Linked DNA regions of Homo sapiens: region 2 is linked to region 1. Evidence: chromatin loops called from intact Hi-C (ENCODE). Cell type or tissue: heart right ventricle. All regions are shown on one strand. Links, peaks and the distances in the headings refer to the core of each region. The heading gives the core; the rest is flanking DNA. Region 1 has its middle 55 kb from the start of LINC02370. Region 2 holds the start of LOC107987177 (a long non-coding RNA gene).

The links. Hi-C counts contacts between places; a loop is a spot of excess contacts. Peaks named below come from ENCODE experiments on the same cell type or tissue, not always from the same donor. Only the 100,000 strongest peaks of a DNase experiment are listed, where the experiment ranks them.
Region 2: it touches region 1 in a loop (3-fold over the local background); 12 of 110 quality-filtered maps call a loop at or near these places.

Annotation. Positions count from the first base shown.
Region 1 is chr12:131,398,162-131,406,498 of GRCh38, forward strand. No RefSeq gene overlaps it. Among named protein-coding and RNA genes, the nearest start is that of LINC02370, 55 kb to the left of the region's middle. RefSeq lists a silencer at 2,524-2,701. In heart right ventricle, for the core only: no CTCF peak of the experiment used is centred there; a DNase peak (open chromatin) is centred at 4,229; H3K27me3 peaks cover 440 bases.
Region 2 is chr12:131,270,471-131,278,807 of GRCh38, forward strand. It overlaps LOC107987177 (a long non-coding RNA gene), which reads right to left and starts at 3,014. Exons shown (of 2, transcript XR_001749181.1): 1 at 2,895-3,014; 2 at 1,700-2,775. In heart right ventricle, for the core only: no CTCF peak of the experiment used is centred there; no DNase peak of the experiment used is centred there; H3K27me3 peaks cover 1,018 bases.

The DNA.
Region 1 (8,337 bases), core at 126-8,125:
ATCACACGGTCAGGCTGTAAATTTTCCAAACTTTTATGCTCTGCTTTTCTTTTAAACATACGTTCCAATTTCAAACCATCTCTGTGAGCTCATATAACTGTATGCTTTCAGGAAAAATCAGGTCACTTCTTAAATGCTTTGCTGCTTAGAAATTTCTTCTGCTAGATTCCCTAAATCATCTCTCTCAAGTTTAAAGTTCCACAGATCTCTAGGGCAGGGGAAAAATGCCTCCAGTCTCTTTGCTAAAGCATAGCAAGAGTGGCCTTTGCTCCAGTTCCCAATAAGCTCCTCATCTCCATCTGAAATCACTTCAGCCTGGACTTCATTGTCTATATCACTATCAGCATTTTAGCCAAAACCATTCAACAAGTCTCTAGGAAGTTCTAAACTTTTCCACATCTTTCTATCTTCTTCTGAGCCCTCCAAGCTATTCCAACCTCTGCCGGTTATCCAGTTCCAAAGTTGCTTCCACATTCTCAGATATCTTTTAGCAATGTCCCACTACCTTGGTACCAATTCTGTGTATTAGTCTGTTTTCACACTGCTATAAAGACAGTACCTGAGACTGGGTAATTTATAAAGAAAGATCTAATTGGCTCACAGTTCCATATGGCTGGGGAGGTCTCAGAGAACTTATAATCATGGCAGAAGGTGAAGGGGAAGCAAACCACATCTTACATGCTGGCAAGTGAGAGACAGTGAGGAAATGCCACACTTTAAAACCATCAGCTTTCATGAGAACACACTCATTATCACTAGAACAGCATGGGGAAAACAAACACCCCCGCCATGATCCAATCACTTCCCACCAGGTTCCTCCCTCAACACATGGGGATTGCAGTTTGAAATAAGATTTGAATGGTGACACAGAGCCAAATCATATCAATGGTGATGGTGATGATGATGGTGATGGTGATGATGGTGGTAATGATGGTGATGATACTGGTGATGGTGATATTGATGGTGATAATGGTGATTTTGATGGTGATGATGATGGTGTTGGTGATAATGGTAATGATGGTGATGGTGATGATTTTGGTAATGATGGTGATGATGATAATGGTAATGTGGAGGTGATGATGGTGATGATTATGGTGATGGTGATAATGATGGTGATGGTGATGATAGTGGTGATGATGATCATGGTAATGTGGAGGTAATGGTGATGATTATGATGATGGTGATGATAGTGGTGATGATTATATTGATGGTGGTGATAATTATGTTGATGATGATGATCATGACAGTATCAGCAAGGGAAGCAGGCACTGTAGTAGCAACCCAAATAAACATTGCATGGGTTATTTTTACCAGACACTATTCTAGACACCTCACATATGTCAGGTCACTCAATTGACACCACAACACCTGAGGTAAGTGCTCCTGATCTCCATTTGATAAATGAGAAGCTGAGGCACAGAGAAGTCAAGTCACCTCCCTAAGGGCACACAGGATGTGGCAGTGCTGGGATTCAGAGCAGGCACCTCATCCCAGAATCAGTGGACTCAGAAACAATGCCCTGAGCTAATAGGTAAATGCTTTCAGTGACAGTAACAAGTGTCATGAAGACCATTAAGAGGGTGATGTGAGTATGCCTTGGGGTGAGGAGGCTGCATTCAATGAGAGGTCAAGGAAGGCCTCTCTGAGTAAACACTGGTTGGAGATAGGAAGGATGAGGTTGTGAGAAGTGTTCAGCCAAGTGTCACAGCAAGTGCAAAGGCCCTGGGGTGGAGTGAGCTTGGAGCATTCAAGGAACAGCAAGAAGGCCAAAGAGGCTGAAGCAAAATAAACAGAGGGGGAGATGGAGCCTGGGCCATGGGGGCCTCACAGTCCATGGGACATGGTGTGGGTTTATTGTGAGTGGGTGGAAGCCCCCGGAGCCCCTGCAGGGAATCACCTCAGTCACTCCATGATGCCTGAGTGTGTGGTGCTGATTCTGGGCTATGGGGCAGGTTGGGGCCTCTGCTGTGTCCTGGGGACAATGGGAGGAATCTGCTCCCAGCAATTATAAACACATCACGAGCAAGACGGCAAGAGCCCTCTCTGAGGTAATCATGTTTGGGAAAGGCCCTCCTAACACACTGCATTTCCAGGAGCTAGAATGTCTTGACCTGGCCTAGGACACCACTGTGCAAATCAAGGGACGTGTGTTCATTTGAGTGGATTGCAGCAGCCAGGGTGGGGCCCAGCGTTGGGAATTAGATCCAGGTTGTGCTTCTGTGAGAAGTTCTGTCTCTATACAAGTCAACAGCACCATGGGAGCTCTGGTCCCTTCCCAGGTCATCAGGAGACTTTGGGGTGAATTTATAAGTAGAGGCAGCTGAGCCCTTATGAAGTTATCCTAGACATCTTGGAGGCCTGAGTGGGCCACATCTCTGCAGGCAGGACCACCAGGCAGGGAGTGGGCAGCTTTGTTGTCAGGGGCAAGGCTGCAATTAAACATCTCATTGCCCTGGCTCCAGCTCCGGGACTGCCTGCAGGAAAACCAATGATCAGAAATGCAGCTGGTGGGGTGCCCAGACTCCTCAGGGCCCTGCCTTCATCTGATGATGCTGCTGAGCTTTGCACATGAACTGTGCCATCCCAGGAGGCTGTGCTCTCATGAGGAGGTGTGTGACTGTCTTAATGAGATGTCCCTGGCACTGAGCCAACCTAATCTCAGATCCTCAGGGTGAGTTCTTTGAGCTCTGACTGTCATCATCCCCTATGACAGCCTGGCTGAGTCCTGGGGGATGGGTGCTCTGACACTCAGATCATGGATAGGGCTGCCATTGTAGAGAGGAAGACACCAGCATGCACCAGCCCACACCCCGCCCCCTTCATCCTCTTCTGCCCCTCACAGGCCTCATTGGGGAATGCTTGGAATTATTCCAGGACAGCTTTGTCCTTTGCCCAGTGCTGTGTCCCCAGGTAAACAGTGGGTGCCTGCAGAGAGAGGTCCTCACGGGGACAGAGCCTGCAGTGCCACAGGGCCCATGCCACCTCCCTCCTGGGTACACTTAGAGCCCATTCCCAGCCTCCCTGTGTCAGGTGGGGTCAGACGACCAAGCTCTGCCCAGAGGGCAGCACTTCCAGGCAGGCCTATGGAGAAGGCCCTGCAATTCTCGCATTTTCTCTTCCTTATGAGCCAGTTAGACAGAGAGGACCCCAGGGGCTCAGAGGACAGTGGAGGGAGTCGACGCAGGAGCCCGGGCCCTGATTGACCGTGGGGGGAGGGGTGATCCTGTGCCCCACTTTGGAATGTCCCGAATGAACTTTCGACTCATACTGGTTGAAGTCCCTGCAGGAGTGGGGTCTGCTGTCAGGGTCTGTCGCCCACCCTGACCAAACAGCCATGAGTCCAGACTCAGTTCCTCTCACTGTGGTCTGAATGTATCAGCTCCCCTGTTCCAGTGGACATGCTCCGGGGGATTCCAATATGGGGACAAAGGAGAGAAGTCTGGCCTCCTTGCAGGAGAAAGGCCCGAAGTTAATTCCGGCTGGAATGACCCGTGTCCTCTTTCCTCCTAACTTGAGGATCTCGCCCCGCAGTGCACAGGAATTAACTTCGTTTGTGGACACTTGGTTTGATCCTGCCAAACGTCTGTTCTCCATCCCTTTGAGACAGTTCTTACCTTTCCCTTCCCCCACCTTGCCTCCGTCACCTGTGATTTGAAGGAGGCTGATCCATCCTCCATCCCAGCTCCTGTAGCCCAGGCCTGGTCAGCAGCAGCCTTGGCCCTGGACTCAGTGATGGGTTAGAGATGGTCTCACGTTCCCTGCCAGGCCAGGAGGCTGAATTCCAGAACTTTGTGGGAACTGGCAGAAGCAGGGAGCTCTCTCTCCACTGCAGTTGGGAGGCTGGTGCGGTGTCAGCCTGGGATGGCTGAGAGCATCACACAGAGAAAACCCTGCAAGTAAAGGCAACAGATGAAAGCAAGTTAAAGCTGGAGAGAGCCTGAGAGAGGATGGAAACGACTGCCCTTGAGGTCTGGACAGAGGCTCCCGTTACACGAAAGGGCGCATGAGTTTTATTTGTTTTTTCACCTAAGCCAGCTTCAGTTGGGTTTGTCACTTGCCACAAAAAGGGCACTGACAAATGTAGTTTAAGAAGAGAAGCTGGAAGCAGCAAATGCTTCGCAAAACCCAGGAACATTTGCCCTTTCACTTGCTGGATTCCATGCTGTCGCTGGAGCGAGAGCCTCTCCAGTCCTGCCCAGCTGAGTCATCACTGCTGACGCCAGTGGAGGATCTGGCAGGAGCCCTCTGCTCCTCATTTGGGCGCCCTCAGGGACATACACCCAGGGGTGTTCCAGGAAATTTAGCAGGGAAGGTAATGTTGACTTTATTTTCTTCTTTTCATGTCTTCCTAATGGACCTGTTAATCTCTGCTGTTGATTTGCCATTTCTTTCCTGCAAAGGTAAACTCTCATTCACAGGCTCATTAACCATGCGTGCTATTCTGGGCTTACTCCGTGGGGGTGTCCTGGAGTTCAGGATCATTCACAGGGGTCAGGGGCATGGATCAGGTCTAAATGGTGCCATCGATGACACTGGTTCTCAGAGAGGCCGAAAGATGCCCATCATCACCACCCAGCACTCCAGGAAAAGACTCAGCCCAACGTTCCACCACCAGGGATGGGACTCAGTGAGGGGGTGATGCTGTGGGAGCCGCCACCCCTGCTACTTCAGAGTCAAATGTCCTGTCCATGATGGGGGTCAGATGGGCCTGATGGCCAAAGGAGACTCATAGGGCAAGGCTCACAGAGCTGCAGGGTGTCGGGAGCAGATAGCAGAGCAACCACAGTAAAGTCAGGGTGTGTGTCCCGGCCACGTGAGGGGGCCTGAGACGTCCTGGTTGAGATTCGGTGCCTGGAGGAGTGTCTTCCTGGGAGCAGCTAGAGCACTGAAAGCCATGTCTGGGAGGCCTGGAGGTGTGTGGGGGGCTGGGTGCACATCCAGGAGTCTGGGGATGATGCCTGGCGAGGCCAGTGGCACATCCCACGTGCAGAATCCCGAAGGCAGCCCGTGGCCAGGCCCCCCCGTGGCACGGGCAATGGAGAGGATAGCCACTGGGCAGTCTGCCATGACAGCTCATGTTTGGAGCTGGACACATGAGTCCTGAAGGCCAAGGGTCTATTGGGGAAGCCCCGGGCCAGAGCCATCTAGAGGCAGCCCCATTTACACAGCCACAGAGGAGCTGCAGAGTCCACAGGGCGTGGGAAGACCAAGGTCTGCTGGAGAGTGTGTCAGTGGCCAGGCCTTGGTGGACAGAGTGGTGGAGCCTCCCAGGACAGCAGCACACTGGACTGACCACAGCAGAGGGGCTGACATGAGGTCACAGACACCCAGCCAGGGAGAATGTCCCTGACCTCAAAGCCCCACCCCCCAACTCACTCACTCACTTCTCACTCATTCCTTCATCAATGAGTGCTCGCTGAGTGCCAGCCAGGTTCCAGGGACTGGGACTCCCACGGGGAATTGAAGAGCCCAAATCTCTGTGTCAGGGGTCATGCAGTGTAGCAGAAACTATCAAGGGAAACAGGGAACAGAAGTAAATATAATGGACATTAGGAAATTACCCATCAGTGATTCTATGGAGGGAGGGCTGGTGCCCACAGGAAAACAGCTGTTTCCAGTGGCGGGTTGTGCCCTCAGGGTGGGTGTGTTCCCTGATGGTCACCACACCTGGGTTCCCTGGGACATGCCCCTGTGCCTGTCCCTGCCTTGGTGCAGACACCTGAGTCTCTGGGCTCCTGGATCAGAGCTGGATCCGGGCGCCCAGAAGCCATCCCTCCTGCCCCTCCCAGCCCCATCACAGCCGCTCAGCCATCATCAGACCCCTACCAGGGAGGCCACGCCAGGCCATGAATCCTCCTGGAGACTGTGCTCATCATCCTTGGGGATGCAGGACCGATGAGATGCAGACAGGACATAGCTTTCTGAAGAAGACAGAGGGATAACTGAGAGGCAGCCGTGTGACACGGGAGAAGCTCCACTGGTCAGAGGCAGATGCAAAGCCCCAGCCAGGACACAGGTGGGGCATGTGATGAAGGGGACAGGACACTACTAGGCAGGAGTTGGCTGACAGTCTGTTCTGCTGGTCACCAGCACTCAGCCAAGAGGCCTTGAGAAAGTTATCACCCCCATGTGCCTCAGTTTCTCCATCTGCACAAAGAGAAGTGTGAATGGAGCCCAAGTTCCCCTCCATTCTAAGAGCCTAGGCAAGAGGACCTTGTGAAGGACCTTCTGCCAGGGCAGGTGGCAATAGTGGGGACAAAGTGAGGGACTTTCTGAGCCTGGAGACCCCTGAGCAGGGGTTTAGAAGCAAGAAATATCCAGAAGGAGAAAATCAAGAATGAAAGGCCAAGTCATAAATTTCCCGACTGCCTCTGTCCAGAAGGTCCAGTAATTGGTCTGTCACTCATTAGGTCATCCACCCCCCCCAACCCATCCATCACCCATTTATCTATCAACCCCCTCACCCATCCATCATCCATCCATCCATCCATCCACCCACCCATACATCATTCATCCATCCATCCACCCATCTACCCATCCATCCATCCATCATCCATCCATCCATCCATCCACCCATCATCCATCCACCCACCCACGTACCCACCCATTTATCATCCATCCATTCATTCACCCACCCACCCATCCATCCATCATCCATCCATCCACCCATGCATCCATCCATACATCATCCAGCTGCTCATCCATCCATCCACCCCTCACCCATCCCTCATCCATCCATCCATCAACCTCCCCACCCATCCGTCATCCATCCATCCATCAACCCCCCTACCTATCCGTCATCCATCCATCCATCCACCCACCCATCCATCATTCATCCATCCATCCACCCATCTACCCATCCATCCATCATCCATCCATCCACCCATCCATCCATTCACCCATCCATCCATCCATCATCCATCCATCCATCATCCATCCATCCACCCAACTACCCATCTACCCATCCACCCATCCATCCATCATCCATCCATCCACCCATCTACCCATCCATCCACCCATCTACCCATCCATCCATCATCCATCCACCCACCCATCCATCCATTCACCCATCCATCCATCATCCATCCATCCATCATCCATCCATCCATCCACCCATCTACCCACCATCTACCCATCCACCCATCCATCCATCATCCATCCATCCACCCATCTACCCATCCATCCCCCCATCTACCCATCCATCCACCCACCCACCCACCCATCCATCATCCATCCATCCATTATCCACCCATCCACCCATCCACCCATCTATCCATCCACCCTTCCACCCATCCATCCATCATCCATCCATCATCCATCCACCCATCCATCCACCCATTCACCCATTCATCCATCATCCATCCATCCATCCACCCATTCATCCATCATCCATACATCTATCCACCCACCCTGCCCACCCATCCACCCACATACCAATCCAGCCATCCACTCACCCATCCATCCATCTATCATCCATTCATTAATTTATCCATTTATTCAGCGAATGTTTGACGAGTGTCTGTTGTGTGCCAGTGACTGTTGCAGGTACCATGGACAAAAGTGAACAAAGCAACATGGCCCCTCCGGAGCACTGCATTTTAATGGGGAGAAACAGGCAATAAATTAATACGTTGGTAAAATACGTACCATGTCAGGTGACGTATTGTGGAGAAACATAAATGGGGAAGTGGGTATGGAGATGCCCAAGTCACCCTGCTTCTCCCACTGAGATGAAGTAATCCGTCTCTCTCTTCTGCTCCCCTACTCCCCATCTTACCATCCTCCAGACAAAACTTCCCCAGATGTAGCCAGATGGTGTCCCTCCCACAGTGGGACACTTCTGATTCTTCCACAGTCCCTGGAATAAAATTTCTATCAAGGCTGAGGAGCCCTCTCCCCATGAGCCGACCCTACCTACCTCCCCAGGTCACCACCTGCACTGCCCCAGCCACTGGTTTCTTTCCATTTGTTAGTTCTGGACACTCACTATGGATGGCTTTTAGGTCTGAGTCATGCGCCATACCAAACTACTGCTGACTGCTGCAAACTTCTCAGAGGTGCTCAGAGCTGTGCAGTGTCTGCAGGATCCTTTTTCAGGAACAAGAACCGCCCAATAAGGAGCAGCTCTGAGAAGCCCTGGGTCTTGTTTTCTCTCCAGAAAAGAGCCTGGGTTTTACGAATATTAAGGTCTGCTCCCCATTCCTCATGGGCTCCTAGCAAGGATTCTTCCCTGAGATCACCCAGAGACTCTGAGGGTAGAATAAGCGTAAGGTTGCCTGATCTTTTGGCTGAGTTTTCCACCTGGGAGCGCTGAGATGCACTAAGATGCAGGAATTT
Region 2 (8,337 bases), core at 249-8,248, 130 kb before region 1:
ACAAAGCTGCCCACCCCCTGCCTGGTGGTCCTGCCTGCAGAGATGTGGCCCACTCAGGCCTCCAAGATGTCTAGGATAACTTCATAAGGGCTCAGCTGCCTCTACTTATAAATTCACCCCAAAGTCTCCTGATGACCTGGGAAGTGACCAGAGCTCCCATGGTGCTGTTGACTTGTATAGAGACAGAACTTCTCACAGAAGCACAACCTGGATCTAATTCCCAACGCTGGGCCCCACCCTGGCTGCTGCAATCCACTCAAATGAACACACGTCCCTTGATTTGCACAGTGGTGTCCTAGGCCAGGTCAAGACATTCTAGCTCCTGGAAATGCGGTGTGTTAGGAGGGCCTTTCCCAAACATGATTACCTCAGAGAGGGTTCTTGCCGTCTTGCTCGTGATGTGTTTATAATTGCTGGGAGCAGATTCCTCCCATTGTCCCCAGGACACAGCAGAGGCCCCAACCTGCCCCATAGCCCAGAATCAGCACCACACACTCAGGCATCATGGAGTGACTGAGGTGATTCCCTGCAGGGGCTCCGGGGGCTTCCACCCACTCACAATAAACCCACACCATGTCCCATGGACTGTGAGGCCCCCATGGCCCAGGCTCCATCTCCCCCTCTGTTTATTTTGCTTCAGCCTCTCTGGCCATCTTGCTGTTCCTTGAATGCTCCAAGCTCACTCCACCCCAGGGCCTTTGCATTGCTGTGACACCTGTCTGAACACTGCTCACAACCCTCATGCTTCCCCTCCCCAGTGAGTGTCTACTCAGAGAGGCCTTCCTTGACCTCTCATTGAATGCAGCCTCCTCACACCAAGTCACACTCACATCACCATCTTGATGGTCTTCATGATACTTGTCACTGTCTAAAAGTATTTGCCTATTAGTTTATGGTGTTGTTTCTGAGTCCACTGCTTATGGGACGAGGCGCTTGCTCTGAATCCCAGCACTAGCACATCCTGTGTGCTTTTAGGAAGGTGACCTAACTTCTCTGTGCCTCAGTTTCTCATTTATCAAATGGAGATCATGAGCACTTACCTCAGGTGATGTCGTGTCAGTTGAGTGACCTGACATATGGGAGGTGCCCAGAATAGCATCTGTTGCATATTAAGGGCTGTGTAATGTTTACTCAGATTGCTACTACTGTGCCTGCTTCCTCTGCTGACACTGTCATGATCACCATTATCACCATCATCACCATCACCACCATCACCACCATTATCATCGTCACCATCACCATCACCTTAATTATCACCATCACTGCCATCACCATTACCATCACCACCATATCACCACATCACCATCATCATCATCACATCACCATCATCATCATCATATCACCATCATCATCATCATATCACCATCATCATCATCACCATCAGCAGCACTGCCATCATCCCATCACCATTACCATTATCTCATCACCATCACCAACACCATCACCATCATCACCATCATCCCATCACCATCACTCTCATTACCATCATTATCACCATCATCATCCCATCATCATCACCATCATTACCATCATGACAATCATCACCATCCCCATCACAACCATCACCATCACCATCATGACCATCATCATCACCAACACCATCATCACCATCATTCCATTAGGGAGCACAAGCTCAGTGTGACCTGTGAGCTGTTAGTTGACTCTTCTCAGCATCTGGATCTGTGTCTGGCACATAGGATACAGGTAGGGTATTTATTGAATGAACATGGGAGTTATAAAATGAGTACCTGGGCAAATATCCAGGTTGCGGTGGAATTCTGCTGCAGTGCCAGCATTACAGGGAATAGACAACTAATTGCTGGAGCCTGACATTACAGGATCAAAAATAAAAACCACCCTTCTGCCCACTCTGGATGCTCTCCTCGCCTGGCCTTCACTCCCGGCACCCTCTGAGTCACGCGGGGCTCCCTGCAGCCTCATTGATTAAATGCCCAGACACACCTCCTGATGGATTTTGTATCAATACATCCTGCCCTGGAAGCAGGCTTGGGCAGGAAAGCTCACTAAATAAAGACATCCAGTGACAGGTTTGTGAGCCTGGGCGCAGGGAGGCAGGGGAGGGAGCTTCCATCTCATCAACCGAGGCCAGAGGAGGCCGAGCAGGAGATGTGGGGCCTGAAGCCTGCACTGGCTCTGAGTTAGAGAAGCCTGGCTCCCGAGAGCTGATTCTGGTGAGGAGCCCTGAGGTGGTTCAGAACTTCAAAGGAGGCTGGGAATGTCAGTCAAGTTCTGAGTTTCCATCCCATCTGCCTGGAGAGGGCCAGGAAGAAGAGGTGGGGAGGATGTAGGGGTGGCTGTCCACAGTGCCTGGCAACCAGGACATCAGACAACATTGTTCATACAATTTAGCCCTCTGGGTTACAGTAGGAATTTGGTTATCTAATATTAATAATACTTTACTAAACCAGATCAAGAAAATATATGTCTATGTATCATTCATGCTTCCAATAGAAAATTATCATGGAAAATCGTACTTATACCTCCCTTTGATACGTGTTTGTTAAATTGTTAATATCCTTGCACATCTTACACCCCAGCAAATGATACAGATCTTTCCTCAGGATTCTCTTCTTTGGATTTTGAAAGTTCAGTGGGGTCCTCAGGTTTTCACATATGCCCAGGGGGGCCGGTCTCCGCCGGCACTCAGCTCCCAATCACTTCATTCATTTCTTCAACGCACACAGCCGGCCTCTATTCTGCTCGGGGAACACCATGAGTTGGGAGGGAGCTTTGCTCTTGATTTCCCAAAGGAAGCTGGGGAGAGAGGGAGAAAGAGAGAAGGAGACAGAGAGAGAGGGGAAAGTGGGTTTTCCTTGGGGGAACACAGGTGCTGTCGAAAAATGCAGCCGAGTATTCGGGTTCACAGTGCTTACCAGGGACCATAGGATTCGTGCCAGGCAGGCTCCCCATCTGCAAATCAGATGAACTTGGCCAAGATGGACAGGGAACTGCAGGTTGGAGAGGAGGCCAGAGAGAAGGGCCTTATCCCATGACTCTGTGCTGGGTACAAAGGTGGGGAGACCTGACGGGCCCTGGCTCTTCCCAGGTGGAGATTCATATCAAACCCACACCCACCCTCCATATCACACCACACCCACACCTCTTATCACACCACACCCATCCTCCATATCACACCACATCCACCCTCCATATCACTCCACACCCACCCTCCATATCACACCCACACCCACCCCCACATCACACCATGCCCACCCCCTATGCCCTGGCCCCCGGGATGGAGGGTGGGCTGGGCAGGGCGACTCTGACTGATGGACGCTTCTGGATGTTCTCCACGTGCTGCCTCTTAGTCCTGGTCTCTGACCTTGGAAACAGAACACGGGCTGCGGCCCACAGATGCCACTAATATTTTCTGTTGCGTTTGTCAAGGGAAGCCACAGTTGGAGATTGGGACTGGAGAAAGGGAAGCTTTTCCACCCCTGCAGGGAGGGAGACTCATCCCAGGTCGCACGGACTCCCAGACGCAGAAAGCCCCCCTCTGCACACCTGGGCATGTGGCCTGGGGTCACCCTTGCCCCGGGTTCCCAACGCCTCCTCTCTGCCCAACGCCACTCCCATTCCCCCCTAGAAATGGACTCAGAGCTGCCTGAATCTGCAGAGCTCCCAGAGATGAAGCCGCTCCTGACAGCCACTCACAGTAACAAGGGCAGAGCCCAGGGAAAAATGCACCATCACGGGGAAGACTCTGCAGGGACAGGGCAGACCCGAGTCCCGTTGGGTCCCAACCCTGGCCGCCTGCCCTGCATCAGAGGTTCCCAAAGCGGCGGACACGGGCACCCCTGGGAAAGGCAGCCTCCACCTCAGCGTTCGGCTCTGGACAGGGATGAACAAACATGTGCACCTGAAGCCCTCCCCTCCCCCTGCCAAGCTGTTTCGAAGGCAGGTGGTCTGCAAGCCACCCCTGGGGAACATGTCCCCGGCCACACCAGGGCCACACCTCAATACCTCCTCCCTGGGACTGAGCTGGGAAGATATCTGGGGCTGGCACGGAAGAGTGTGAGCCCAGGAGCAGTTTGTCACCTGGGTCATTACAAGGAGGATGCGTCCCTTGGAATCAACAGTAGCTCTTTAGGACAAGGGAAAATTGTTGTCCAAATAACTTGGCATCTTAGCAACCATGGAACATTGCTTCATCCTGTCCTTGACAGGGATGTCTTGTCACTTAATTTCAAATCCCTGCCAGAGAGCTTTTGAAATATGGTCTGTGTGTCCACTGTATTACAGATGTGCACACTGTTTGCACACACCTGTGTATTAGTGGCACTAGCGTTTTACCAGGAAAATGCTGGGAACCTTTAGGCAGCCAGGACTGCTATCAGCACAGGTCATTTTCCTCTCACCATCACATTAACTGGGAGCATTAAATGGCCACGTAAAAGTCACAGCCGTCGCTGGGAAGGACAGTGTCCTCACCCACCCGTGTGCTCTGGAAGTCAAAGCGGAACATGATGGAACATGATCTACGGGTGGAAGGCAGCCTGTGCTCCCCACTGTTACTAAATTAACCGGCCTGGCGGTGAGCGCAAGCATTGAATTATTGAACGCAGAAATGCTGGCCCCATTTAAGCGGACTTCCTGTAAAGTCAGTGCTGGGGAAAAAGGTCACAGCAGAAACCGCGTGGAGATGAAAGAAACTCACACAGAGGCTTGGCCCAGTGGTCGCGTGCCACAGCCAGAGGAAGAAGAGTGCAAACATCTGATACTAGAGGAGCAGAGAACCCCAGCTCCCCAACTCACTGTCGGCCGTGGGTCCCAGCCTCAGAGGGGTTTTTGTTCCAATTCCTGAGGGAGGATCCTGAAGCAACGCTGATCTGATAGGAGCTTCCGAGAGGAATCTCAGCCAACACCCATTCTTTCTACAGCTGCTCCGGCACCTGCTAACCTGGTTCTAAGGATCTGTCTCCTCACTGTGACCATGCCAGGGTGCAGGTGGCCCACCAACGACATGAAAATGCCACATGCCATCCACGTAGGGTCGCTGGGCTATTTGAACTTGAGTTCTCTATTCTAGGTTTAGATTTTGGAGACAGAAATGAACCCTAGATCTTCAGACCTCAGTCCAGGACTCTTCCTGACTGTGAACCGATTTCAGACCAAATTTCTTCCCTCAGGAAACTGAAGCAGCCACCCAGCCTCCAGCCTCCAGGCCTCCAGCGTGGCGTGGCTGTGTCTGCCTCAGTGGCTTGGCTGTGATTGGTGAGGCTCTCCTCACTTCTGTCTTCACTAAGCTGAGATTCTCTGTCTCTAGGAGCCTCGCCCATGAATCAACACAGTGAAGTGAGACCCAGTTGTCCACACAGACCCCAGGCGAGAGCCTGCTGTGATGGCCTCTACCAACGGGAAGGCGGTGCTCTTCTCCAGAGGCTGAGAACAAATCCCCTTTCTCCAGGACAGAACTTCAGCGCCCATGGCTAGGGCTTACAGCTCTTTCCCACAGCCTGGCCTTGAGGACCCCAGCTGGGGACCCCATGAGCTGCCCTCAGGGGTCTGAGCCCAAAGGCTGGCAGGTGGGGCAGATCTGGTCTGGGGCCCTGGGAGGGAGGCTGGTGGGCTCTCTGCTCTCCCTTTGGCTGCATCCTCTGCCCATGGGAAGGGACCTGCCCGTGTCTGGGGTGTGAACCTAGAAAATCTGAAGCAGGTCTCAGTTAATTTAGAAAGTTTATTTTGCCAAGGTTGAGGACGCGCCCAGGACCCAGCCTCAGGAAGTCCTGATGACATGTGCCCAAAGTGGTCGGGCACAGGTTGGTTTTACACATTTTAGGGAGACATGAGACATTAATCAATATGGGTAAGAAGTATATTGTTTCCTTCTGGAAAGACGGCACAACTGGAAGCAAAGGCGGGAAGACTCGAAGTGGGGAGGGGGCTTCCAGGTCACAGGTAGATTAGACACAAATGGTTACATTCTTTGGAGTTTCTGATTAGCCTTTCCAAAGGAGGCAGATCAGATATGCATCTATCTCAGGGAGCCGAGGAGTGGCTTTGAATAGAATGGGGCAGGTTTGCCCGAGCAGTTCCTAGCTTGACTTTTCCTGAGTGATTTTGGGGCCCAAGATATTCTCCTTTTCCAAGGGGAAGGGAGTTAGGGCCAGCATCCGTGGTCAGGAGGCTGCCTCTGTTCCCACAGCTCCTGTCCTTAGCACTGCCCACACCCCATGAACTCAGGGCCCACCGTAGGGCGGAAGCTGTGTCATCCTTGCTCGCACCTGCACCCATCACCTGGTGAGCGGCACTGGAGACACAGCCCTGAGTGTGGGCATGGACTCCCCAGGGCCTCAGCATCCTGCTGTGCAGGTCACCTCCAGGACACCAGTGTCGTCTCTGCTGTGCTGTGGGGTCACCTCCAGCTCAGCCTGGGGACTCAGGACACCAGTGTCGTCTCTGCTGTGCTGTGGGGTCACCTCCAGCTCAGCCTGGGGACTCAGGACACCAGTGTAGCCTCTGCTCTCCTGCGGGGTCACCTCCAGCCTAGCCTGGGACTCGGGACACCAGTGTAGCCTCTGCTCTGCTGTGGGGTCACCTCTGGCTCAGCCCGGGGACTTGGGACACCAGTGTTGTCCCAGCTCTGCTGCGGGGTCACCTCCAGCCTAGCCCAGGACTCGGGACACCAGTGTTGTCTCTGCTCTGCTGTGGGGTCACCTCCAGCCTAGCCCAGGACTCGGGACACCAGTGTTGTCTCTGCTCTGCTGTGGGGTCACCTCCAGCCTAGCCCAGGACTCGGGACACCAGTGTTGTCTCTGCTCTGCTGTGGGGTCACCTCCAGCCTAGCCCGGGACTCGGGACACCAGTGTAGCCTCTGCTCTGCTCTGGGGTCACCTCCAGTCCAGCCCGGGGACTCGGGACACCAGTGTAGCCTCTGCTGTGCTGTGGGGTCATCTCCGGCTCAGCCCAGGACTCGGGACACCAGTCCTGAGTCACGCAGGGCTTGTTGCCTGTGCTCTGCTGCTGTAACTTCCAGCTTCAGCTGCAGGAGGAGGAGGAGTTGGGACATCAGGAAAAAGGAATTGAGCTCCTTTGTAGAAAAGCTCAGAGGTTTCCAGAACGCAAAGCAGGCCTCCTGCCTCAGAGCACACCCTGCAGTTGGAATAGCAAAGCACTGGCTTCCTGAACCCCAGCCCCAGTGGGCGCTCTGCCTTGGGGAGCAGCAGACTCCAGGCTTCAGGGTGAGAACTCTCTTCTCTGCTTGCATTATAAATGTGGATCTAACAATTACAGCTGATTAGCATGCAAAAGACAAACAACATTTGGCAGAGCCTCCTTTCACCTCTAATGGTTCCCATCTGAGCTGCCCAAATGGTCGCCTGGCACCTGATTTGAGTGGGCCCAGGGGGTTTGCTCTGCCCCACGGCTGCAGGGGGGAGATGGGGGAGGCCCGTGAGGGAGGCAGCAGCTGGAGCCCAGAGGACTCCAGGCCTGTGGTTCCTTCTGTCCGAGGCCCCAGGTTTGCCTTTTCCCCAGGTTTCAGAGTCTTCCCGCACTTGTTGAGTGATGCCCAGGATATTTTGTCGTGAAAGGAAGGAGCCAGGAGGGCGGCACTGCTCTGTCTTGGCAGGAACCGGAGGACCTGTCTGGCTGATTTTTGTGTGGCTGTTGTAGCTGTAGCTTTGATGGTTGTGCTTAGGTTTTGGGGTACAGCAAGGTCACTCGGTGTACTGTCACCCAGCCCATGAGAGCACCCAGCAAGGTCACTCGGTGTACTGTCACCCAGCCCAAGAGAGCACTCAGCAAGGTCACTCGGTGTACTGTCACCCAGCCCATGAGAGCACCCAGCAAGGTCACTCGGTGTACTGTCACCCAGCCCAAGAGAGCACCCAGCAAGGTCACTCGGTGTACTGTCACCCAGCCCATGAGAGCACCCAGCAAGGTCACTCGGTGTACTGTCACCCAGCCCAAGAGAGCACCCAGCAAGGTCACTCGGTGTACTGTCACCCAGCCCATGAGAGCACCCAGCAAGGTCACTCGGTGTACTGTCACCCAGCCCAAGAGAGCACCCAGCAAGGTCACTCGGTGTACTGTCACCCAGCCCATGAGAGCACCCAGCAAGGTCACTCGGTGTACTGCCACCCAGCCCAAGAGAGCACCCAGCAAGGTCACTCGGTGTACTGTCACCCAGCCCAAGAGAGCACCCAGCAAGGTCACTCGGTGTACTGTCACCCAGCATGTGAGAGCACCCAGCAAGGTCACTCGGTGTACTGTCACCCAGCATGTGAGAGCACCCGTGCACCCTGATCCAGCCCCTCGGTCAGGTCCCACTGCCCTGACAGCTCCCTGATGTGGATGCCACAATGAGAGGCGTGT